2 separate regions of the Homo sapiens genome follow, and region 2 is linked to region 1. Evidence: read pairs that join two places in POLR2A ChIA-PET (ENCODE). Cell type or tissue: Caco-2. All regions are shown on one strand. Each heading gives the region's core, and the rest is flanking DNA. Links, peaks and the distances in the headings are about the cores only. Region 1 has its middle 62 kb from the start of NECTIN1-DT. Region 2 overlaps LOC124900303 (a long non-coding RNA gene).

Region 1 (16,538 bases), core at 3,993-11,992:
ATGGATACATTAGGGGTTGCCATATACCCTGACAAGGAGATCTTTTTAAGTAAAAGAAATGGCCACAGCTGTTCATTGTGTGACCATCCACTGATCACCCTCATGCACCAAGCACAGTGTTAGGCAATACCTGCAAACTGAGGCTCAGAAAGGTCAGGCGAGGTCAGACTTCTGGTCAGAGTTGTGGCCAGATCCACATGCCACTTTTCCACGAGCCACACCGCTCCCCTAGCAAAGAAGCGGTGACATGAATTGAGCAGGGCTAACTCACGTCAGTGCCGTGTGAAGCTCTGATGTGAGTTAGCCTGCTCTTGGGGTGCCTGGACACACAGGAGAGAGCCAGGCAAGAGTAGCTGGAGAACCATACAATGCACCACTGGTGCCAGACCTCTGAGTGAGGAAAGACTTCCCAGAGGAGGGATTGCTTGAGCTGAGTTTTGAAGGATGAGGAGGGGTTCCCTGGGCAGCCACAGGAAGGAAAGGTGTTCTGGGCAGAGACCACCACTAATGCAGAGGCTCCTGTGGCCCCATCACAGAGAGTGACTCTAGGTTCTATTATTGAATTCAGCCAACTCATCTACTATGAATAGATGCTCATGGTAGATTGAGCATCTACTATGTGCCAGCTCCTAGACTGGGCACTGAGAGGCTGAGGGAAATGGTGCTGGGCACTGGAGAGACAGATGGAATGACTCATGGCCCCTGCACCTGGGGAAGATTAGACAGGCATCTGGCAGGCACCCACACCCATAGATAGAGATATGAACAGAGTACAGAGGGAAAGAGGGACGGGAGAGGATGGTTTGGACAAGGACGAGGCAGGAGGATGGGGACTTGGGAAAGCTTCAGGGAGAGAGTGTGGCTCACCTGGGCCTTAGCGGAAGATGGGACTGTGAGAGGTCCCAGGAGCAGTGGGTAATGCCGGGGAGTTCAAAAAACACAGGATACAAAACCTACATACTTGAATTCAAATAGCTGATGACATTGGGCGACCCAATGTCAGTCAGTCTCCGAGGGATATCAATGGCTCACAATCAGGAAGAGTTTAATACACGACATTTTATAAATGTGTTGGCAGGGTGTAGGCAGAAGCAGGGCTGTTAACACCTCAAGGTCCGAAGGAAGGGAGTGGTTACCAGAACCCAGAAAGAGAGGCCACCACGTGAGTAGCACTGACCTCCAGTCAATGGACCTGGCCAGCCTGAGGTGACCACAGGAGAGGGATATGGGGGAAGAAATGCTTTGACTTCTCCTCCAACCTTTGGATCCCCTGCTGGGGCTTCCCATTGGCAGAACCCAGTGGGAATCCAGAGACACAGGGTCTGGTGGACTCAGTCCTAGCAGATCAGCTCCCTGGGGCAGAGACCAGGGACAGAGGATGGCCATGGATCTGGGGGTTAACAGAAGTTCCCTGGCACCTATAACAATCCTGACCCCGAGGTTCTTCCTCTGAAAGTGGGACAGCATGATCACAGTCCTAAGACCTTACCAGAGTTCGTGAAAGGATCATGTGAGATAGAAATGGCCAAAGGCTTTGCACAAAAGTAATCTGTGCTCCTTACAGCAGGCCTGCGAGGCATCCTTCAGTGCCTTCAGTCGGTCCTTTTAGAATTCATAAGGGAGATAATTTTACAGATGAGAAAACTCAAGTTCAAAGAAATTTAGTTGCCTCTCTATATTAGTTAACCCCTTACTTTGCAAGAGACAGAAACCCAAGTCAAACTGGCTTCAGCAAGAAGAAAAAAGTAATTGGCTCTCATAAGTGAGCAGTCCAGGAAAACAATATGGTTTTATTGTTTCAGACATGGTTGTATCCAGGCATTCATTCGATCAAGGTTACTGAGTATCTGTTTTCTCTATTGCTTCGCCCTGCTGTCCTGTGCTGGCTTTATTCTCAGGAAGAGTATTCCTGAGTGGTGAAAAAGCAGCTTCAGGTATATTTCCACCAGTTTAGCAATGCCAGGGGAAAGAGAGCCCCTTCCCCAAATTCCCAGCAAATGTTCTAAAGCTGACTTCCCTGACTCTGGACCAATCTGCATGTCCAGGCGATGAAAGCTCTCATTGGCCAGGCTGGGTCAAGCACCTCCCCTGCTCCCTGGAACAGGAAAGTAGGGCCAACACAGCTGAGAAAAGGCTAGGACAGGATGGGAAAAGGGACAGCCAGAGAGCTGACTTCCCAAAGGGAAGATGGCTGGGTGGCCAGAAACAAAGAGGGGAGTGGAGCTGTCCACCGGGCTGCCCAGGTATGCTTATGGCAGCCCATCCCAGGTCCAACCTGGCTGTCCGACTCCCAAGCTGTGTGTGTTTGGTCGGGGGAGGTTTATTTGTGTATTTTGGGTTTTTAGAAACTCTGCATCCTATGTCAGTGAGGTGCAATAAAAAGACAGGCGCATAGACGGGGCATGCATACAGGCTGGGGACGGCAGGAGTGATGAGGAAGGCAGGGCCTGTTCTGAAGGGTTCTGAGCTCTCAGCTAAGGGGTCTGGGGGCTGGCGCGGGCAGTGCTCAGGTCAGCCTGGCTGGTCCCAACCCCTCCATCTCAGGCTGACAGCCTCAGGATCAGGAGCTTGGGGGCTGATCTCTCGAGGTGCCTGCCCTGCTGAGTCCTCCTGCCACGTGTGTGACCTATTGCCCCCAGCTCCTCCCTCCTCTGCTTCCCCTCCACCTACTTAGAGCCTGATGTAAACGAAGCACCGGGAGTGCTTTGATTTCTTTTCTTTCCCACTTGAAGGCCTCCTCCCCCTCCTCACAAAAGCATGGCGTGTGTGTGCATGTGTGTGCCTGTGCACACGATGGCATGAGGCCCAGGAGCCCCCTTTTTCTCTGGGGCTGTGACGTCCCCATCAGGAGACAAGGGCTGCAGGCAGTGCAGAGAGGAGCATTTAAGGCTCTTGGCTCCCCGGCCTCTCTCTCGCTTTATTTACCACCCTTCCGAGGCACAGGGAGGATCTAAAGAGAGGATGGGGAATGGGATTTAATGCCAAAGCACTTCAGGTTCAGAGAGAGACAAGATTAGAAAAGGAGGGAGAAAGGAAAGGGGAGGGGAAGAGAGAAGAGAGGGGAGGATGAGGGCAGGGACAGAGAGGCAGGGATGAAGGCTGAGAAACAGAGGGAAAGGCAGCGACAGAGGTGGGGGAAGGCAGGCTGGTTCAGAGACAGGCAGGAGAGACACAAATACAGCACTGCCCAGGCCGAGCCCAACAGGAAGCTTGCAGATGGCCTCTATGGCCAAGCAGCCAGGCAGAGGGAGAGGACACAGGGAACCATTGGGTCTAGAGACCCAGGAGGAACAGGGCCATGGGGCTTCAAGCAATGAGTGAGTGTGTCTTGGCCTGAACTGGGGAGACAGATGTCCCCCAGCCTCTCTGGCATCACATTCCTCTTCCCTAGAGGGCCGAGTTCCAGCACATGGAGTGTAAATGGACGTGACAGGGCCCCTGCCCCTCTGGGCTCCTGTCTCCTTCCCAGCTGGTGTGCTGCGTGCCCCTGCTGGCCTCTGCAGCGCCTTCCTCCAAGGGGGTCAGCACGCCTGGCTCATCTTGGAGCCCTTCCAGCCCCACCCCACAACCCAGCCAGATCCACAGTCAGAGACTGGATGCCAGCATTAGAGCAAGGATGGGGTGTGGGGCCGGAAGTCCTCCTGCCCTGTCAGGCCCAGGAGCCCTGCCCCATCATAGGAAAGTGGCCAATGGCAGGTATAGATGAACCTTCCACCGAGTCTCCGTTCCAGCCTGACCACCATAGAGAAGAAGGTGCTGAGCCTACAGAGGTTTGTCTGAGGTCCCTGGAAACTGCCCAACTCAAGGTGCTGCTCCCCAATTACCACTGTGATCCCCAGTACCATGGGGGTACTCACTATTCCAGAGATGCCTTGGTGCCTCACTGCCCTGGTACCATCACCTGCTCATCTGATGGGGCCCAGAGGCCTGTATGAATTGGGACCATTGGGGGGTCCCAATGCTTCCCTCTCTCCCCTGCCTCCACTCCCCAGCATCTGCGCTGGCCAAGGGCAGCTAGACTTCCAGCGTTGATGTGTTACAGAATATGGATCATTATGACATCCCAAGGAAGGCCCCAGAGCAGAAGCTGGGAAGAAATAGATGGGCAGGCAGCCTCTCTGAGCCTCAGAGCTCATGAGGGGAGGAAGGGATTCTACATTCAGCCCCTCGCTGTCCTGTGACTCACTGTTCCGGAGGGGCCTGCCTCCCCCTCCTTCTCTGCATTTCTAGAATCCTATGCTCCATGAATTTTGCATCAGGTTCAGAGGTAGGAGGTATACTGCTGACACTGCCAAGCCTGCTTTCACTGTGCATGTGTGCATGTGTGCACGTGTGTGCATGCCATATATGTGCACACTAAACACCCCTGACCCTGCAGATGGTCTTGCACACTGACTCCAACACCCTGACTCACTTGCATCCATGGGCCTGTGCCTTCCTAATGCCCAATCACAATCTCGCCATGCCCATTGCAAAGTCAGGCACCCATCCTCACACCCTCACTGGTACACACGTGCACACCAGCCTGCGGTCACACTCAGATACCAGCCGCACACTCTCAGATCCGTCCGCAGCAGCCAAGGACTTTTCTGATGAGTTTCCTCATCTTACTCAGAGCAAATCCACATCTGGGCAGACACAGTCCCACACCCACGTTCCAACATACACCCCACCTGACCTGCCAAACACACTCAGACATTCCCAGCCTCACAGCCGGTGACTCACACCATCCAGCACTGAATGCGCGCGGCAATGCTCACGCTGCCTTTTCTCAATACTCATTTACATGCCCTTTAAAAAGCTATATGTTTTACTGCTTACAAAGCATTCTTATGCAGATTATCTTATTTATTCCTCTCAATAGCCCCAAGAAGTGGCATTTTGGTTATTATCATTTACTGTGAGGAAAGGAAAGCTCAGAGATGCCGGGGGCCCTTTCCAGGGTCCCATGGGTTGTATGAACCAAGGTGGGCAGGGATGCCTGTCTGTGTGGCTTCAAATATTCTGCTTATCCTCATAGCTGGTCACCGGCCTACACAGCATGTTTGTACCAACTGGAAAGAGGCATTCTCTTCAGGTCAACACAGCTCTGTGCCATGTGCCCTACTTGGCAACCAGAGCATGGGCTCAAGCTCAGACCTCACTCACCCCTTGGCTGTGCCCATGGGCACCTGCACCTGTACAGCACGCATAGCCGCTCTGCTCTTCCCAGGCACCTGCTGAGGGGTCCCTGCCCTCCTCAGCATCTCCATCTCTTTCCCTGTGCACTAGGCATGGCAGGGTCCTGCCCTAAACCACCTCTGAGACATAGCCCCTCACTTGACTTTGACCGAGAACCCCTGGCCCTGGACCCAAAATGCTTGGGAAGCCCCTCTTCCTGAGGCCTGGAAGGAAAGTCCCACAGGCAGCTCTAAGCCAGATGGAGAAACTTGGGGTGAGCTCTCTTGGGGGCCCCAGCCTCCCACACCCACCCGGCTCCCCGTTCCTCTTCCCTACACAGTGCCAATGTTGGAGCACGGAGGCCACCTGACCTCCCTTGCAGAGCCCCTCCACTTCCACTCCCTCCTTCTTTCCGGGAGCTTTCTGGGGCTCCGCATGCTGTTTGGTAAATAAATCGAGGGCAGCGGGAATAATATACCTGTCAAACGCAGCCGGCTTCCAATTTCTGCTGTCAGGCCCGCCCAGCCGTGCCACTCCAAACCCACTGACACGCTGCCACAAGCAATACATTTCCCGAGACCCCCAACGGCGGGGAGGGCTGGGCTCACCAGGGGATTCCCCACTAGTTGGTGTTGCTGCAGGGCAGACCCAAAGAAGAACTGCCCAATGGAAGAGCTGGTAGGAGAAGAGCTGTGGCAAGGCTGGGGGTGGGGGGCGGTTCTGGAAAAGCGGGTGAGTTTCTGGGCTGCCTTGGAGGGCAGTGGAGGCAGAGGCAGAGGAGTGGGTGAAATGACCCTCTGACCCTCTCTGCACAGGAGGGAGTCAGAGGTCATTGAACCCCATCACCATGGGAGTAGCTGCCCAATACTGGTCCTTCCTAATAAGTGGGCAATGCTGTTTTGAGGTAAAATCCTGGAAACTGAGGTCAGAAAGGAGCAGGGGTCACTAATTCCAGCCCTCTTCCCCCAGCTGAGCTGCGCTTTCATAGCCACAGGTGTTCGGGGCTTAGCCAATGTTAAAGACCTTCCAGGAACAGCTCCACCCAGCTCAGCACGAGGAGCTCTCTAGCCAGGGAGCCCTTGCTCCGGTCTGACCCTGACACTGTGGAGCTCAGATCATCTGCTCTGTGCTAACCTTGGGGCCACCAGAACAGGGCAGCACTGAGCCTTCCCTTTGCCGGCCCCCTGCCACCCCACACACTCACCCCACTCAGTGTCCCAGCCTTCTCATCCCTCAGGTGGAAAAGCCGCACCTTTCTCCTCGGCTCCCCACAGCCTCCAAGTCATGTCTATGAGCTCCCCAAGCCCTTGTGCTCCTAATTAACTGCTCAGCTGTGGGCCCGGTGGATGCAAGTGAGTCAGGGTGTGGGCCTCCCCACATGTCCTTAATGCCTCTGCGGGCTGGAAGAACCCTGGGAGCAGAACACACCCATTCCCATGGGGGTTCCAAGCAAGGCCTTTCACTGCCAGTTGCCCCACACCAGGTCAATTCAGGAAGGAGAGGCCCTTGGATTTGGAGCTGGAGGCTGGGGATAAGAAGCAGAGACGGCCCAGGCAGACATTCTTCCTGTAGCTTCTCTCTTTAAGAACCAGGGGCCTGGGACCTCCTAGCTAAGGGGTGACGTGGTGCACAGCATGGAATGCAGGGGGCCAGAACAAAGGTAGAGCCTCTTCTCTGGGAGAATTTTGTTGTTGATTCAAGGATGAGAGGACTTTCTCAGAGCAGTAGGGCCTGGCCCCCAAAAGCACAAGCCACTAAGCTGTGTCCCAGGCTCAACGCCCACTCCAAACCAGTGCCAAGCCATTTCCTCCATTTTCTTCAAGCACTGGCACACATCTGTACCCCTTGAAAATGCTCCCTCCAAATTTCAGCCCCTCCACATAGACAATTAGAGGTGGAAGGGAGCCAGGAGCTCCTCTCACCTGACTCCTCATTTTTACAGGGGGAGGAAACGGAGGCTGAAGAGGGTTCAAGGCCCAGAGAGGACCATGGTGAGTGATTTCCAGTAAACCAGGTATCTTTCTGAGCCTCAGTTTCCTTATCTGTAAAATGAGGAGAGAATCCCTGTCTATCATAGGGTCAATAAAAGATACACTTCATGAGAGCAAGGATTTTTTTCTTTTTTGCTACTGCTGTACTCCCAGGACCAAGCTTGACAGTAGGTATTTGTAATAGTAAGTCTGTCTCAGTGAATGAATGCAAAGCACTTAGTAGGTGCTTATTAAATGGGAGCCCCTGTTATTCAAAATCCTAGGGAGCTAGCAAGAAACCCTGGCCTCCTGACTCCTGCCCCACCCGCATGGCTTCTCCCCATCCCTGCACCGCAGCCCCAACCTTTTTTTTTTTTTTTTTTTTGAGATAGAGTCTCACTCTGTCACCCAGGCTGGAGTGCAGTGGCACAATCTTGGCTCACTGCAACGTCTGCCTCCTGGGTTCAAGTGATTCTCCCACCTCAGCCTTCCGAGTGGCTGGGATTACAGGCACACGCCACCACACCAGCTAATTTTTGTATTTTTGTAGAGACAGGGTTTCACCACGTTGGCCAGGCTGGTCTTGAACTCCTGACCTCGTGATTCGCCCACCTCGGCCTCTCAAAGTGCTGGGATTACAGGCATGAGCCACCACACCCCGCCAGCCCCAACCTTTCCTTAGGGAACTGGAAACAGGGCAGAAGTGAGGGAATCTCTCTATGAAGAAAGGGGTAGGCCTGAGCTCCCTTGTCACCACCCACTGAGGAGCCGACAGAGCAAGGGGGACCTAGCACATTTGTTTCCATGTCATGCAGAGGAACCAAAATAAACACAAACAAATTTGGCAACACAAGCTCAGGGTGGGCCAGCCCCACTCTGCCCTCCCTGCTGAGCCACTGCTGTTTGCTCATAGAGATGAAGCTGAGTAACTCTCAGCCACCCACTGAGCTGGGAAGCTAGCCCAGCCCAGCCTCCACACAGCCACAGGAGATGGGGGAGACAGGAGACTTGCAATCTTGCTCCTAGTCCTGGGGCCTCGGTGCCTTCCGAGGAAAAGCCTTCCTGGGCTGTGGCATGTGGGATTTAGTTCAGCTCCACGGGAGGCCTCCTGTCCCCTCGGTTTGCTGTACGCAGAGGTTATGGAGTATCAGTAGGAGGGGAGGGGGAGCAGGGACACGGGAGGCTGGTTAAAGGGCCCTCCTGCTTTGTGGCTGGGGTTGCATGAGCTGCCTTCTTGGGTCCAGGCTGCCTCTGGAGGTACAACCAAGCAAGGGGGGCCCCACACAACGCTCACTCAGTCCAGACCAGAGAAAGGGATGGAAAGGGCAGGGGGCCACCGTCCAGCTTCCATGTCAGCCACTTCTCGCATCCAGGGTCCCCACACCAAGATGCCCTCAAGCTATTTCCGTTTCTCTCTTTCTTTCTCTCTCTCACTCACTCACACTCACCCTCACACACAGTGAGCAGCAGGGTCCTCACAGCAGGAAGCTGGTTAAGGGTGCCCAGACAGTGAGTGGGGCAAGTGTCAGGGCAGTAGCCTGCACTCCTGGAGCTCCGTGCATCCCTCCTGCCCCAGCCGTCCTGCACCAGTGAGGGATGTGCAGACTCTCTGGCTGTCAGAGGACAGGAGGGTCTGGACAGGACCAGGCAGGGAGCCTCAACCACTGCAGCACCCCAAGGGAGGAACCTCCATTCAACTTGGAAGCACGCCTGTCCTCACCCCAGCCCCTGCCCACATGTGCACACACACAAGGCCCAGGAAGAGGAGGATCTGGATTAGCCAAACAAAAAGCCCAAGCTTGAAATGAAAGCCAGAAGGGCCCTGAGCTGGGCTTTGCTGGACGCGCTTTCTGTCGTGCACAAAAAGACTCTTAGCTGCAGCCCTGATCCTCACCAATTCCTGACGCCCTGCCTAAGCACTCCCTCCTCCCAGAAGCCTCCCCAGAATTTGTCCAGGCAGCCCTCTCTCCCTCCTCTTAAGGGGGCATAGCTGCAGTACCATATATGGTTGTAGAATTGGGTATTAACATTTTCTTTAGTATTCAAGTGAGATTTGCACACACACAATACACACATATGCAAACGCAAGAATAGATGCAGATATGCACTTATGCGTGTGTGTGTGTGTATGCAAGTGTGCACACCCCCCACCACATGCACACACGGTGCTGGGCCTCTGCCTTCATGTTCCAGCTTCAGTCTGATGCCATCATTCTGCTGTCCTGTCGGCATCTGTGTGATGGTACTAGCTTGTGGGGTGACCGAGTGTGGCCTCAGTCATTCCCTGGTGTCCCCACAGAAGCTCCTGGGACAGTGCACGGCTAACGACACTAGTCTGTGATCAGATGGACCTGGTTTGACTCTTGTCCCAAATGGTGTCAGGCAAGCCCCTCCCTGCCTCTGTGCCTGGGCTCCGGGTCGGCTTCCCTTGTAGTGTCACTGTAAGAATTAAACAAAAACATGGTACCCAGCAGGCGTTCTCTAACAGTATTTCCATTACTGTCCCTTCATAAAAGATTAGAGAGATGATGTAGATGAGGACAGATTTCAGCTCAGAAAGCAAGGAGCTTTTTCAAAGTGTCCAGTCTCTCCGGCAATGTCATCTTCTAATTCAGGGCAAGACAGGGGGAGCCCAGGCAAGCTCTGTCTTGCCGGGGCCGGGGACACACCCAGGATGGTGACAGCCCCCATGCTAGCTTGCTCTAGCTCCCACAGAGAGCCCCGCCTCCTGCACAGCTCCAACAGGCCCCCAGCTGCCTCAACCTCCCAAATGCATATCTATGGCCCGTGGGACATTTAGTGTGGCCACCAGGAATGAGTGTGAGGGGGCTGGAAGGATTTGTGGCTAGAAAGAGGGGACAAGCCCTGATGGCAAGTGTCAGTGTCAACACTGGGGTTGGAGTCATGCCAACCCCAGCCTGTGCACACACATATGCCATCAGCAAAAGCAAGGCTGGGCCAGGCCAACCTGAGACTCCCAGCCAGCCCAGGCCTCCCAGCTTCCTTAGCAGTCTTGCTGCACACACACAGCGCACACATGTTCGGCAAGACCAGAAGCCATGGAGTCTAGCACTACTGAGCTGGAGACTGTGGTGGGCCTTTGGGGGGTCTTTGCATACCCACAGATAGGAGGCCAAAGTGCCTGTGTGCACACACGCCCGTGTCCGCACATGCACCGTGAGCCTCTGGACAGGGAGGGGTCTGTCGCCTTTGTCACATTCATTCCAGAAGGATCCATGACCCCCAAAAGCTCAAAGTTGCCATCCTACTTTTCCATTCATGTTTCAGTTGAGGTAAGTAGAGGCCCAGAAAGGCCAACTCTCAGTCCAGTTCCCGGGGACAGACTTGGACCCTCAGCTAGGGATCCAGAGAGGACCAGAGAGGGGCCTGCCATGTGGACCCATGCACGCTGAGCTGCTGTCTGTCTCTGTCTCCCTTCCCGGGGTGACAGCTCACCCCCTCCTCTTCCTACCTGCCCCTCCACTCCTCCAGTACGGGCGAGGAGCCCCACCATCAGCCATCCTCCCACGACCTTCGTGAAGGACAGAGGAGAGGAGAGAAGTGCTCTTGGTAAGACCTCCACCCTGACAGCCGCCAGGCACCCAGAGCAGGGCCAAGAGGCGGGCAGGTGCGTGGGTGGTGGTGCCCCCTACACGCCAGCCTCGACAGCCCTCCCAGGCCTCCCTGCCTGCCTTCGAGTGTGATGAGTTTATCTCCATGGGACAGAGAGGTGCGTTTGACGGCAGAGATGGCTCAGGCTGAACTCCTCTGTAAGCGGGCTCCCCGGGGAAGGGATGAGAGAGATTGTATCACCTCTGTTTGTCAGTCAGTCAGGAAATGAGTCTTCCTGCAGGCCCTCCCAATGCCGCCATGTGCTCAGCCCAGCCGCCTCGACAACCAAAGGAGCTGTCAACATCCCACCGGCCCGGGGCACAGGACTCCTGGGGACATGAGGAGATGAGAAATAACTCACCCAACCAGCCCCCAAGAAAAAAGAAAAAAAAAAAGAAACCAAACAATCCTCGCCACTCTGCTTCCTTGTCCTGACGCTAGGGTAGATCTCTGAAGTTTGGGAAGAAGCAGCAGTTTGAGGGTAGAGAATACACCTGGGAGAGCAGGAACACATGGGGACCATTTCTGTGGGCACCCCAGGGGACCTCACCTCCAGGGCCCACGTCATCACCCCCGCCCATGTTGGCTCTCGCCCTGCAGGGTCTGCCTGCTCCTTCCCTGGGGACTGCCTGCTCTCTGCTCCACTCTGCCCAGGCAGCCAGCATCCGGGGAGGTCAGAGTCTCTCCACAGACTGGGGTCCAGGGTCCCTCTTCTGGATAAAGGAGACATGGCCAAGGAGTGGGGAGAGTCGGGGACCAAGGCCAGCACATGGGGCAGCCCACCTCATCTCCCTGGCTGTGTACCTAGACCTCCAAGACTCAGCTGCATGTTAGAGATTCAGGAGAGGAGGCTGAGGGGCCATCTGGGCCTCTTTGGATAGGGAAACCGGAATCAGATACAGGGGTGGCCAGACTTGGGGTCTGTGTCCCACTCAGAGGGGAGAGAAGGCCTTGCTAACGGGTCACCTGTGCAGCCAGTCATAAGTCATCGATGCGAAAGCCACAGAGGGCCCCTGGCTGCCACGTTCAGCAAAAGTGTCCGGAGGAGAAAGTATCTCCTCTGCCCTTTGTTCCCCCATCTCCCATCTCACCCCAAGCAGAGGCCCTGGCTCCTCCTCTCTATCTTCAGCCAACCCAGTGAGGATGGTGGGGAGCGCTCTATGTAGGGTGCTGACCAGAGGCCCAGGCAGCTTCCCCTGGGGCTGGGGCACTCCAGACCCCAGTAGGCCCCCACAACCTCCCAGCCCCCACCTATTTGCTGTGTGCTGTGATGTGAGATGTCAAATGTCTGTGAGTCTATTTCCTTATCTGTGAAATGGACCACCTGAAGTTAGGAGTTCAAGACCAGCCTGGCCAACATGGTGAAAACCCTGTCTCTACTGAAAAAAAAAAACAAAAACAAAAATTAGCTGGGCGTGGTGGCATGCGCCTGTAATCCCAGATACTTGGGAGGCTGGGACAGGAGAATTGCTTGAACCAGGGAGGTGGAGGTTTGCAGTGAGCCGAGATCTCGCCATTGCACTCCAGGCTGGGCAACAAAAGCAAAACTCCGTCTCAAAAAAAAAAAAAAAAATCTGTATATCCATCTGGCAGGGGGCAGGGAACAGGAATCAGGGATGAGCAGTTTACCTTTCCCACCACAGCTGAGCTCTGAATGCACAACGAGGGTCCCAGAGCAGAGACCAGCAGAGACTGGGGATTCAGCATGGGAGGCTGCTGGACCCAACAAGGACAAAGGAGCTGGCAGGGACTGGCAGGGGAGTGGTGGGGACGAGGACAGGCAGTGGTGGGGAGCCCTCTCCAAGGACAGAGGCCTGAGGTGCTCTCTTGTTGGTAGCTTGACCCCTACCCCAGTGGCTGGTGGGGGCTAGGGAGGGGCAGGGAGCCCTCTGCCCCTACTGTCATGCCCAGCACTGGGTCTGGCACACAGCAGCTGATGGCAGGCTGGGCACCCTTGACTGAGGCTGGGCAGGCTTTGAGCTGCTCGCTCACCCAGAAGGTGCTAATTGAGCTGATTAATTGAGCCAATTACCTTGGCCTCCCAGGAGGGCTGGGAGCGGGCCTGGCTCCTGGGGACCAGGTGCAATCCTACAGGATGGGCTGATGAGGGAGTCAGGCCCTCCATGGGTGGGCTGTGCTCTGCGCCTCCAGCCCTGCCCACCTGCACGAGCACAGGATGAAGGGTGGGCTGATGCCCACTCGAGCAAGGTGAGTGGGGCTCCTGGGCAAACCCAGGAGGGTCCGGCCAGAAGGGAGGTGGGGCTAGAGCAGGTGCGGGGACCCCAGGACAGGAAGGGGTGCTCCGGGCAAGTGACCGATTCTGTAGAGAAATGAATTACCCTTCCCTGCTGCACCTTCTGCTAATTTTGGAGTGTAAGTGAAAGAGAGAGCGAATGTGAAATGCAAATCATCAGGCCAAGCATTTGTGACATGCAGGAATGGTATGAATTACCTCTGCCTTTAGGCTCGGCCAATCTACATAGCACCCTGCAGGCACTGTGGCTGTTGTTGCCATTTTACAGATGAGAAAAATGAGGCTCAAGGGACTGCCACTGACTGAGGCCACACAGCTGACAAGGGAGGGGGTCAGATTCACACCCGAGTCCTCTAGGCTGCAAAAGCCTGAGGTGTGGCTGGGCTAGGGAGCCAGCAAGCATGGCAGCAGGAGGGAAGGCAAGGCCCATGTGCCTGTCGGCTGCCTGGGCTCAAGGAGTGCAAGGGCAGAGGCCTGGAAGCGTGTCTACCCACAAATGTGCGCTTGGCAGAATGTGAGTCCTTCCCTTGCAGCCCCTGGTCTCACCTGGGACCAGTCTCCAACCTTGAGCCCAGCGGAAGGCCAAGGATAGTCCCTAGACCAGAGGGAAGGAAGCTCCATGTCCCAGCAGTTCCTCTGTCTCCCTTTCTCCATCCACACCATCACTGGAGTCCACACCGACATCCTGGCTTGCCTGGACTCGTGTGATAATTTCTCACACGAGTGAATGGGAACACCTGTTCCCATTCAATTTTGTCTCCAGATGGAGGCCAGGGGGGTTTTCTTAAAAAAAAAAAAAGAAAGAAAGAAAAGAAAACACACACACATATCTAATCACACCCATTTTTGTCTTATTTTGTGTGTGCGTGTTCAAATGATAGGTCTGTTTATTTGAGTAATAGAAACTATCTTCATTTCAGAAGAGAAAAAGTGCCTTTTTAAAAAATTACTTTTATTGACATATACTTTACATAAAGTGTACCCATTTTAAGAGTATAGAAAATGAATTCTGACAAACATGTACACCTGTGTAACCACCAGCCCATCATAATATTTCCGTCACCTGAGAGAGTTCCCTTATATCCTTCCCCATCCCCCACCCCAGGAAACCACTGATTTCAAAGCCGCAAGTGCTAATGGATACCCACCTCTCTCTGGGACCATCTCCCAGAACTTATCTGCTGCAAACTGAGCTTTTAACTTCTCACAGACCAAATCTCCCCCTATAGTTTTTGTTTGTTTGTTTGTTTGAGACAGAGTCTGGCTCTGTCACCCAGGCTGGAGTGCAGTGGCGTAATCTCGGCTGCCTCAGCTTCCCGAGCAACTGGGATTACAGGCATGCACCACCATGCCTGCCTAATTTTTTTGCATTTTTAGTAGAAACGGGGTTTCACCATGTTGGCCAGGCTGGTCTCGAACTCCTGACCTTAGGTGATCCACCCACCTCAGCCTCCCAAAGTGCTGGGATTACAGGCATGAGCCACCCCACCCAGCCTCCTCCTGTAGTTCTAAACCACATCTAAACCAGGGCTTGGTTTATGGTTCCTGAGAGAATCTGAGCCAGTTTGCTGCTTGCTATGCAGACATCTTGCTCCTGCTCCCCCAGGACACACCCAAGATAAAGCATGTTCGGCTGGGTCTTGCCTCCAAGGAAACACTTAGGATGGTGAGGAGCTGCCAGACAGATGGAGGAAGCAGGGAGAGGAACTAAGGGGCCAGAGCCCAGGGCTATTCACGGGCCTCACCATTTCTCTGAATTCTTCAAGGAGTGGTCATTCATGTCAGGGCCCAGGTTAGGAAATGTGGCAATGGGTGCATGGGCTTCAAGCAAGTCAGTTCACCTCACTGAGCCCTGGTTTCCTAATCCAAAAGTGGGAGATGGAAATAATAGCACCTTGTCAGCAATAGCTTGTCAAGATTAAATAAGGCAATGCATGTGAAGCCCTGGTGCATAGCAAGTATTCACAAAATGCTAGATCAAATGATGACTAAACCTGCAATTCTGTAATCGTTTGTTTTTGATCCTCACATTTGTCAAGTGTTTTATAGTTTATGAAACACTTTTACATTTATTTTCTCATTTGATCCCACAGCAATCTTGTAAGTACACAGGACAAATACTATAGGCCCCATTTTACAGATGAGATAACAGAGGCCCAAAAGGGTAAAAGAAATTGTGCAATTTCTACGGGACCTCACGAGCAGCATAACTAAAGCTCTCTGACTTCTATCTGTATTTTTCCCCCACTGGACTTCCACTCTGCCATGTACACCCCTGCCTGCTGGGATCCATCGGGTTCAGCATGTAACCCAGCAGTCCAAGGAACCTCTGAGGCTTTGTGGAGGCTTTAAGAGCTGAGGCCCTTTTCTTTCAACTAAAGAAAAGGGTTTGGGGTGAACACGGCTGAAGGCCTTCAGATAACACATGTGCCTAGGAGATAGGGCTGAGGCTGCGGCTGGCATTAGGGTTAGGACAGAGAATTTTCCCTGCTTCGCAGGGCCAGAAAGGTGGAGGATGACACCCGCTGGAGGAGGAAGTGGTAACACGGCCCCCCTCTCAGCCTCCCAGGTCCTTATGAAACAGGTGGGTGGGCCCCAGCCACCATGGGCATTGATTTCCCCCTAGCAGAAAATGGAAAGTGAGTTAAAATCCTTCCTGCAAATTGCCAAACACCTGAGGAAAACAAACAAGTTTGGGATACATTCATTATCTATTGCTGTGTAACAAATTATCCCCAAACTTATTGGCTTAAACAAAGAAATGTTTATCATCTCAGTTTGTGTGAGTCACAGGCTGTGAGAGAATGTTGGCTGGGTGGTTCTGGCTCAAGTCCTCTCATGTGGCCACAGTCAAGAAGTTGGCCAAAGCTTCAGGCATCTGAAGGCAGAACCGGGGTTGGAAGATCCACCTCCCAGGTGGCTCACTTGCATGGTGCTGGGCAGGACGCCTCAGTTCCCCACCACGGGGAGGTTTCATAAAGAGGTTGTGTGAGTGTCTTCATAACAGGGCAGCTGCTTCCCACAGAGCCAGGAGAAAACCACAATACTTTTTATGACCTAGTCTCAGAAGTCACATGGCATAACTTCTGCCATATTCTATTTGTGAAAACTGAGCCTCAAAGTCCAGCCCACACTCAAGGGAGGAGAATTGGCTCCATCTTTTAAAGGGAACATCAAATAATTGCATACATATTTTAAATCACCGCAAAAGGATTAAACACCCTCAGATGGGTGAGCTCAGAACAGACCCAGGAGACAGCCTGCAGGTCAAGACCAGCATGTTAGAGGCCCTCCCAACAGCACCTGGGAGGGCTCTTCACCCCAGCTAGAGTCCCTGACTCCTGCCTTCATCATCACGCCACTTGTGCTACCCTGGATCAGGGGCCAAGTATCCCAGGAGGCTGCCTTCACTCGAGCCTGAGCATGGGGTTGGGGAGGAATTGGGGTACTGCACACTCCCAGCCACGGGGCCACCCTGCCTATAGCTCAGGGGGAGGAGGGCTCCATGTCTGCCCGGGTATGAGTTGCAGGAACATGTTGAG
Region 2 (8,000 bases), core at 1-8,000, 140 kb after region 1:
GGTCTCTCACATGATACTCTTTCTGAAGACACACCCAAGCCCCAATGGGAATTGGAGCCCCCAGCTGGCTGGTGTTGGCCTTCCTGCAGGCTCTGGGATAAGGACAGTACCCAAAGTTCCCTGACTGGGAAGGCTCTCCCTCTGAAACACTCTGCCTCCTCTTGTTTTCTGCTGTTACCTCCCAGAGGTCAAATTCTCCCTTCCAAAGCCTGGGCTCATGGGTGTCCTATTCCACGCCCTATTCTTTTGTCCCTGTAGTTCAACTCATGCAAACCCCAAGCAAGAGGTCTAACTACCTATCCAAGAATTACAGACCTTTGGAACCTGATGGAACCTCAAAGATCATTCTCCCCAACTCTCAAATGGGGAAATTGAGTCCCAGGAGCCTAACAACAGTAAGAATTCTTTACATTTATATGATGTTTGGAAATTACAAAGTGACTCAGGAGATTTTAAAAACAGCTAAGACTAACAATATCACTCCCTAAGTGCCAGGCAGTGTTCAACATACTTTATAACATTGAATCCTCACCTCCAGCCCTGGAGGTAGGTATTATTACTCTTACTATCATTCCCAACACAGGGACATGAAGACATGAAGAGAGTTTCCCAAAGTCCCGCAGTTAGCCACTGAGGAGCTGGGCTTTAAACCTAGGCAGTCTGGCCCCAGAATCCGTGTCTCTAACCACTCTGCAACCCTACCCTCTGCCTGCTGCCGTAGAAACTGTGAAGGGCAGAGCCATATATGCCCTGGCATCAGGGAAGGAGGAAGGAGACTGCACCAGCCTAACTCCACAGGGGATCCCAGGCCCCATACAAGTTTTTGTACACCCATGTATCAGCAAATGCCCCAGGTAGGGTGAAACCTGAGCTCGTGGGAACGGTGTTTGGTATCAAATGGCGTCATCAGAGGCAGGCCGGGCTCATGAGGAAAGACTTCCTGGAAAAGATGCTATGGAAGATGATTTTGTAGAACAGAAGTGATCTGGAGAAGTTGTAGAATACACAGCACTGGGAAGGAGCACAGACCTCTGTCAAGCCTCTGAGCCCAGGCTAAGCCATCATATCCCCTGTGACCTGCACGTACACATCCAGATGGCCGGTTCCTGCCTTAACTGATGACATTCCACCACAAAAGAAGTGAAAATGGCCCGTTCCTGCCTTAACTGATGACATTGTCTTGTGAAATTCCTTCTCCTGGCTCATCCTGGCTCAAAAGCTCCCCCACTGAGTACCTTGTGACCCCCACTCTTGCCCGCCAGATAACAACCCCCCTTTGACTGTAATTTTCCTTTATCTACCCAAATCTTATAAAATGGCCCCACCCCTATCTCCCTTCGCTGACTCTCTTTTTGGACTCAGCCCTCCTGCACCCAGGTGAAATAAAAAGCCTTGTTGCTCACACAAAGCCTGTTTGGTGGTCTCTTCACACGGACACACATGAAACCCTCAGTGGCCAGAACTTCATTTCCTCCTGAGTAGCCCAACTCTGCTGGTGGGGCTGACCTTGACAGATTTCTAGTGAGTCTGCAGCTGGATGATCAATTATATCAGGAGAAGAAATAGGTGCTCCAGAAACTCTGCCATTCCCGTGTTTTTATATTTCCTGTTTTTCTTATTTTCCTGGTAACATTCCTCTTTTTTTTGGAGACGGAGTCTCACCCTGTCACCCAGGCTGGAGTGCGGTGGTGCGATCTTGGCTCACTGCAACCTCCGCCTCCAGGGTTCAAGCAATTCTCCTGTCTCGGCCTCCCAAGTAGCTGGGACTACAGGCCCACACTGCCATGCCTGGCTAATTTTTTTGTATTTTTAGTAGAGACGGGGTTTCACCATGTTGCCCAGGCTTGTTTTGAACTCCTGAGCTCATGCAATCCACCCGCCTTGACCTCCCAAAGTGCTAGGATTACAGGCGTGAGCCACTGCACCCAGCCTTTTTTTCTTTTTCTTTTTTTTTTTTGAGATGGAGTCTCACTCTGTTGTCAGGCTGGAGTGCAGTGGCACAATCTTGGCTCACTGCAACCTCTGCCTCCTGGGTTCAAGTGATTTTCCCGCCTCAGCATCCCAAGTAGCTGGGACGACAGGCGCACGCCACCATGCCCAGCTAATTTTTTTGTGTGTTTAGTTGAGACGGGGTTTCACCATGTTGGCCAGGATAGTCTCGATCTCTTGACCTCGTGATCTGTCCGCCTCTGCCTCCCAAAGTGTTGGGATTACAGGCATGAGCCACCGTGCCCGGCCTGGAGCCTGCTTTTGAATCCAGCACTGTGGCCCAGCTCCCAGATGCCCAGGGATTGTCTCCATTGGCCTTGAACTCACATCTTTCTGACTCTGCACACAGTGCCAGTGAGGCAGGAGTCCCACTCGTCTACTCTAGTGCTGTTGCCACCCATGCCCTCCTGCCCCAGCCTCAGACCCAAGCCCCAGGAAGGGAGGCCAGGAGTGTCGGAGCCCTGCCAGCCTAGATGAGAGGAGGCTCCCTCAGGGCCACCTAGACCCACTGGAATTCCCACCCTCAGGGAAAATGGAAGCCTCCTGGGTGTGGGGAGTCCCTGTGCAGTGGCCAGCAACTGAGGGAGGGAAGGGGGCTGGAGAGACCTGACAAAGACCCCAGACACTCCCACAGCCCTCCCTAAACAGGCAGCTTCCTGGGCTCTGCCCCAGGGGTTTCATTGGCTGGGACCCTGGAACATAGCTGTTTTTAGAGCTCTTCAGGGCACAATAACCCCAAACCAGTGATGTTTCGTTTCTACAGAAACAGTCTCAGGCCCGTTGCTCTGCCCAGCTGTCCTGCTGGGTGCTGGACAGTGGCTCCAGGAGGTCTCAGCCATGGTGGGTGATGAAGTATCCTGCTGGTGCTGGAAGAGTCTGGTGCTCATCTTCATGCAGCTGGCCCAGCACCACCACCATCACCACCATCACCACCACCATCACCATCACCACCATCACCACCACCACCACCATCACCACCATCACCAGCATCACCACCACCAGCATCACCACCACCATCACCACCATCACCATCACCACCATCACCACCACCACCACCATCACCACCACCATCACCACCACCACTATTACCACCTCTATCACCACCACTATCACCACCATCATCACTGCCACCACCACTGCACCAGTACCATCACACCACCACCATCACCCCACCCTGACCCTATTCCTATTATTTCTGGGCGCCGCTCAGTGCCAGGCTCTCACGTGCTTACCTCATTTATTTCTACCCGTCCTCCCTTTTTTTTTTTTTTTTTTTTTTTTTTTGAGACGGTGTCTCACTCTGTCACCCAGGCTAGAAGGCAGTGGCACGATCTCAGCTCACTGCAGCCTCCGCCTCCCAGGTTCAAGTGATTCTCTTGTCTCGGCCTCCTGAGTAGCTGGGATTACAGGCACCCACCACCATGCCTGGCTAATTTTTTGTATTTTTAGTAGAGTTGGGGTTTCTCCATGTTGGCCAGGCTGGTCTCAGACTCCTGATCTCAGGTGATCCACCCACCTCGGCCTCTCAAAGTGCTGGGATTACAGGCGTGAGCCACCGCGCCCAGTCCCTTTTCTCCCTTTTACAGAAAACTAAGGTTCAGCACAGTTAAGGTCACACTGCTAGTGAGGGGAGAATCCAGTCATGACTTTCCCACTACACTTTGTGCTTTTGCAGATTTGGTGCTTCCCCCCGCCACCCCCTCCATTAAGGAAGATCTTTGTGAGAAGCAGATAGGGAGGAAAGAGTTAGGAGCTAGGAGAGGGAAGAGGGCACCCAGAGGAGGTGGGCAGGCTGGGTGTGTGACAGATCAGCCACCCCCTCCAAGAGGACTGGGGGTCAGGTCCCTGCGCAGCAGGGTCCCTAACAGGGAGATAGTCCCTCTCCCCTCAGGAATGTGCGTGAAATCCCAGTAACTCTCTCCAGCTGGGCCTGAGCTTGGAGGGGGTTCAGAGTCGGCCTTGCTCAGGTTCCTTCTTACTCCTAATGACAACTCAAGGTGTGGAGGGCAGGGAGTGGTGGGGCAGGGGTGCTGGTGACATTGGAGACAGCATTCCAGATAGAGGGAACATCCTAGGTGAAGTGGGAAGTGACAATCCTCAACCCTTTCCAAAGGGGGTCACAGTCACACACACACACACACACACACACACACACACACACACACACACACACACACACACACACATGCGCCGCAAGCTCTGGCCCCTCATCTTGAGGCCTGCACAGGCCTAGACCAGTTGGGGGTGTGTGGCCCATGGATGGTGATGGTGAAGGGACTAAGGAAAGCTGAGAGCCAGCACGAGAAAGGCCAACAGGCAGGATGAGATCAGGGATGCGAGCCTCAGCTGCTTGGCAGGTCTGCCACAGGAGCAGGCATGTCCCTGCCCTCAGGAACCAACCCTCACTAGGCACCGACTGTCCACAGCCACTATGCTTTAACATGCAGTATTACCTCACTCATGGCCGACAACAGTCCTGCTCTTATTTCATTTCACAGACGAAAACGTTGAGGCTCAAAGGGTTTGAGTGACTTGCCCAAGATTAGACAGCTAAGAAGGTGGCCAGCTCAACCTTGAGCTATCTTCCTCTGCAGATAAACTGAGAGATGGAGGCAGTGGGGGGCATGAAAATGGCCCCAGGCACTGCACTGAGAACCAGGTTGCCTGGGTTCCTCCCTCACCTCCCTCATCAGTGAGCTGTGTGACCCTGAGCATTTCACCAACCTTCTCTGAGCTCCAGTTACCATCTGTCAACAGACTCAAAGGGGTGGGGGCATCAAATAAAATAATTTAAGTAAAAGCACATGAAACCTATAATTGATATTATGATAATGTGACCACGGGTTTAACTTGGCCCAGAGAGCCAGCACAGGTGAAGCAGCCGAGATTCTACGGAGGGGGGATGGGCCAACATCATCCCCGTTACCGTCAGCAGCAACTTCATCCATTTCTGTTTATTGAACAGCTAATAACAAAAATAGCAACCACGTATTACATATTGACTATGTGCCACGCACTGTACTAAGCACTTTACATCAGCTCCAGGGAGATGGACTGGAAGTCGGGCAAGGGAGGAAAGAGGGCAGGACTGCAGAGCTCAGGGCCTCCAGCCTCCATCCAGGAGGTCTGAAGAATGGGACTTCAAGATGACCTCCACCTGAGTTCAGAACCAGAGCAAATTCTGTGTGGCCAAGGAGAAAAGGCTTTTTGCACTGAGGGGCCCACCAGAACAGACACAAGGCTGAAATGCAAGCCAGTCCAGGCTAGAGGAAGAGACCGGGAGCCCAACTCAAGGAAAAGGCCAGGAGGCAGGGGACTCCCAGCAGCTCCAGCGCAGAGCCCACCGAAGGCCACCTCAGGCTGTAGACAAGAGGGTTGAGCCTCCTAGCCCTATAGCCTAAGAGAAGGGGAGGACAGAGGCCTGGCTGAGTCTGAGCCAAGGAAAGAACTCTGTGACTTCTTCGGTTTTGAGTCTCTAGGTGGGTTCCCTCACCACCCTGGCTCAGAGGAAAGCAGTTGAAAGAGTTCCCTCCTGTATGAGCTAAACTGAGGAGGAGAGGGGTATGTCCCCTCCTGAGCAAGGGAAGGGGAGAGTCCCACAACCCCCACGTGTGACGGTGCGGCAGCCAGCCCAGCTTGCAGTTCTGGGACGATGGAATGGAAATGAGATGTTGAGACGGAGACAGAGAAAGCTGGAAACACCCAGCAAGGCATGTGTGGGACAAAACATGGGCCTGACTGGACCTTGGGGGACAGGCTGAGGAGCTTAGCCTGGATGCTGACGCTACAGGAGTGCAGGGATGGCCACTGTTGGTCCCTGAGCATGAAGGGTGTGCCAGAAGTCCTGCCAGCCTGCAAGGTCCCCTGGCTCCAGCCTATGAAGTCAGAAGCTTCCTGTCCCTGTGGATGGGGTCCTGGGTTCTCACAGTTGGGTTTCAACGTAACAATGACATTCAGATAAGACTTGGGAGCCCTCCCAGCAGTGAGACCGCTGGAGTCTGCCCCAGACCTTCCGAACACAGGAGGGTTGGCCAGGAAGACTTGCCTCCAGCCCTTGCCTCTCTGGTCATTGGGGGAAAGGTCAGTCCAGCACACGTGGGCTGGAGACATGGCCAGGCAGACTCAGCCACTGGATGGGCCCTGGGTGGTAAAATCAGCCCTTCCTCCAGCCAATTTGACCTCCAGGCACCAAGTCCAAACACCCAGCCTGCTCTGAGCTCCTGGCTCCCCGCAAACACCTGTGGCCTGCATCAGAGGAGACAAGCAGAGGGCAGACCAACCCAGGACAGCTTCAGGGGCAGAAGTGCCAAGTGGCTGCCCTGGGGAGCTCTGGAGGAGGTGACTCCAGGACAGCCCTTATCAATCCAGCTCATGAGAAAGGTAGTGTCTGTGTCCCCAGGGAGAGGCGGCAGGAGAGAGGGCATTACTATTACCTAATATCACCTATTAGAAATCTAAACCTCTGAGCATGCTCTGCCCCCTCCTCCCAGCCCCCTGATTCCTTGTCTTTCTCCCTTTGCAGCCCATTTCCCAGCCATATCCAATACTTGGAATTTCCCTCATATACCCCACATTTCACACACGTGCCCCGGTAGCCCTCCTCACTCTGCCTACAATGTTCTTCTCGCGGTGAACTCCTACTATGCTATCAAAACCCTGTTCAGAAGGCCCCCTGCTCTGTGGGAAGAGACCTCTCTTGCAGCATGAATCACAAAATAGCATACTTATTTGCATACGTGTATGACTCCTCCATTAGCCAGGGGGCAAGCCCCTCACACCGGGCACAATGCCTGGCACATAGAAGTGTGAGGCACACGTTTGTCTAACTGAAGGAGGAACAACAGGTAGGGCAAGGGAGCACGCCGTGAAGCTGGATGTCTGGGCTCGCTTCCCACCCTGAGGGAAGCCTGGGGTGCAGGAACACTGACATCTGGCTGAGAGGGGGGTGGTCGGGAGAAGCAGGTGAAGATTGCTGGCTACTTGGGTGTGACCCAAAGCTCCTCGGGCTCCCAAACCACGAGGCCTCAGTGAATCCAGTAGAGCTGTTCCTGGAAGAGCAGAGAAGCCCCAGTAGCACGCGGCCTGCAGCCCCCAGAATGAACCCATCTGTGTTTACCCCCTAACCATGGATTTCACTATCTCAGTCTGAGGGACAGGAAAACCAGATGCACTGTCACCATGTGACAGGTGAGAGAACTGAGGCCCAGGGAGTGTCACTGGTGTGACCCCCAGAGGCCATCCTTGCGGCGTGAGCCAGGACCGAGTGCGGGCTCTCCCAGGGAAGCCATTGAGAGGAGCCCAGGCCCTGATGACTAACAGGACAGAGACTTCAGTGGTCAACTGGACCCAAGTCCAGCTGTGGCGGCCCTAGCTGTGGGACCTGGACTGCTGACTTGACTGCTCTGCCCTTTTGCAGTACAGCAAGAGGCACATAGCCAACCTCCCAGGATCATTGCAAGGACAGGGTCCAGCCCGGAGCCTGGTGGGCAATAAGTGCTCCCTGGAGGCCCCACCCCCACCCCCCGACACTGATTCCAGCTCTCCCGGCTCACAGCCAGACCCAGCTGCCTGCAGGTGACTGGGCCTGCCCTCAAGCCTGCGGAGCTGGGAGCGGGGGAACCAATTTGTCACGGTGTAACCAGAGAGTGTCTGGGGGCTCAATGCCAGGGTTCTGGCTGGGGCCAGCACCAGGCCCCTTCCTCACAGCTGTCAAGGGGAGGCTCAGAGACAAAGCAACCAGGGCCCCCCTATTCAGGGAGGGGGTAGGCAGGGCTATGTCTGATAAGGGATGAAAAGGGGGATGGCAGGCCCATGCCAAGTGAGGGATGAGAAATACTAAGACCCCACAGCCTGAGGCAGGGAGAACAGCACACAGGCGCAGATCCCAGTGCCCTCAGCCACTGACTATCTGGACGATCCTGAACGAATTACTTAACCTCTCTGAGCTTTATCTTGCTCATCAGGGATAACATTATCTCATTTTGCAGGCTCAATACGAGGATCAAATATGC

The links. Peaks named below come from ENCODE experiments on the same cell type or tissue, not always from the same donor. Only the 100,000 strongest peaks of a DNase experiment are listed, where the experiment ranks them.
Region 2: POLR2A ChIA-PET joins it to region 1 with 10 read pairs; 2 of 35 experiments call an interaction of 5 or more read pairs at or near these places.

Annotation. Positions count from the first base shown.
Region 1 is chr11:119,783,536-119,800,073 of GRCh38, reverse strand. No RefSeq gene overlaps it. Among named protein-coding and RNA genes, the nearest start is that of NECTIN1-DT, 62 kb to the right of the region's middle. RefSeq lists enhancers at 3,812-4,433, 11,292-11,829, 12,247-13,069, 13,070-13,893. In Caco-2, for the core only: no CTCF peak of the experiment used is centred there; a DNase peak (open chromatin) is centred at 8,813.
Region 2 is chr11:119,643,337-119,651,336 of GRCh38, reverse strand. The region is part of intron 1 of LOC124900303 (a long non-coding RNA gene); the gene reads right to left. It also overlaps a transcript of NECTIN1 not described here. Among named protein-coding and RNA genes, the nearest start is that of NECTIN1-AS1, 63 kb to the left of the region's middle. RefSeq lists an enhancer at 856-1,423. In Caco-2, for the core only: no CTCF peak of the experiment used is centred there; no DNase peak of the experiment used is centred there.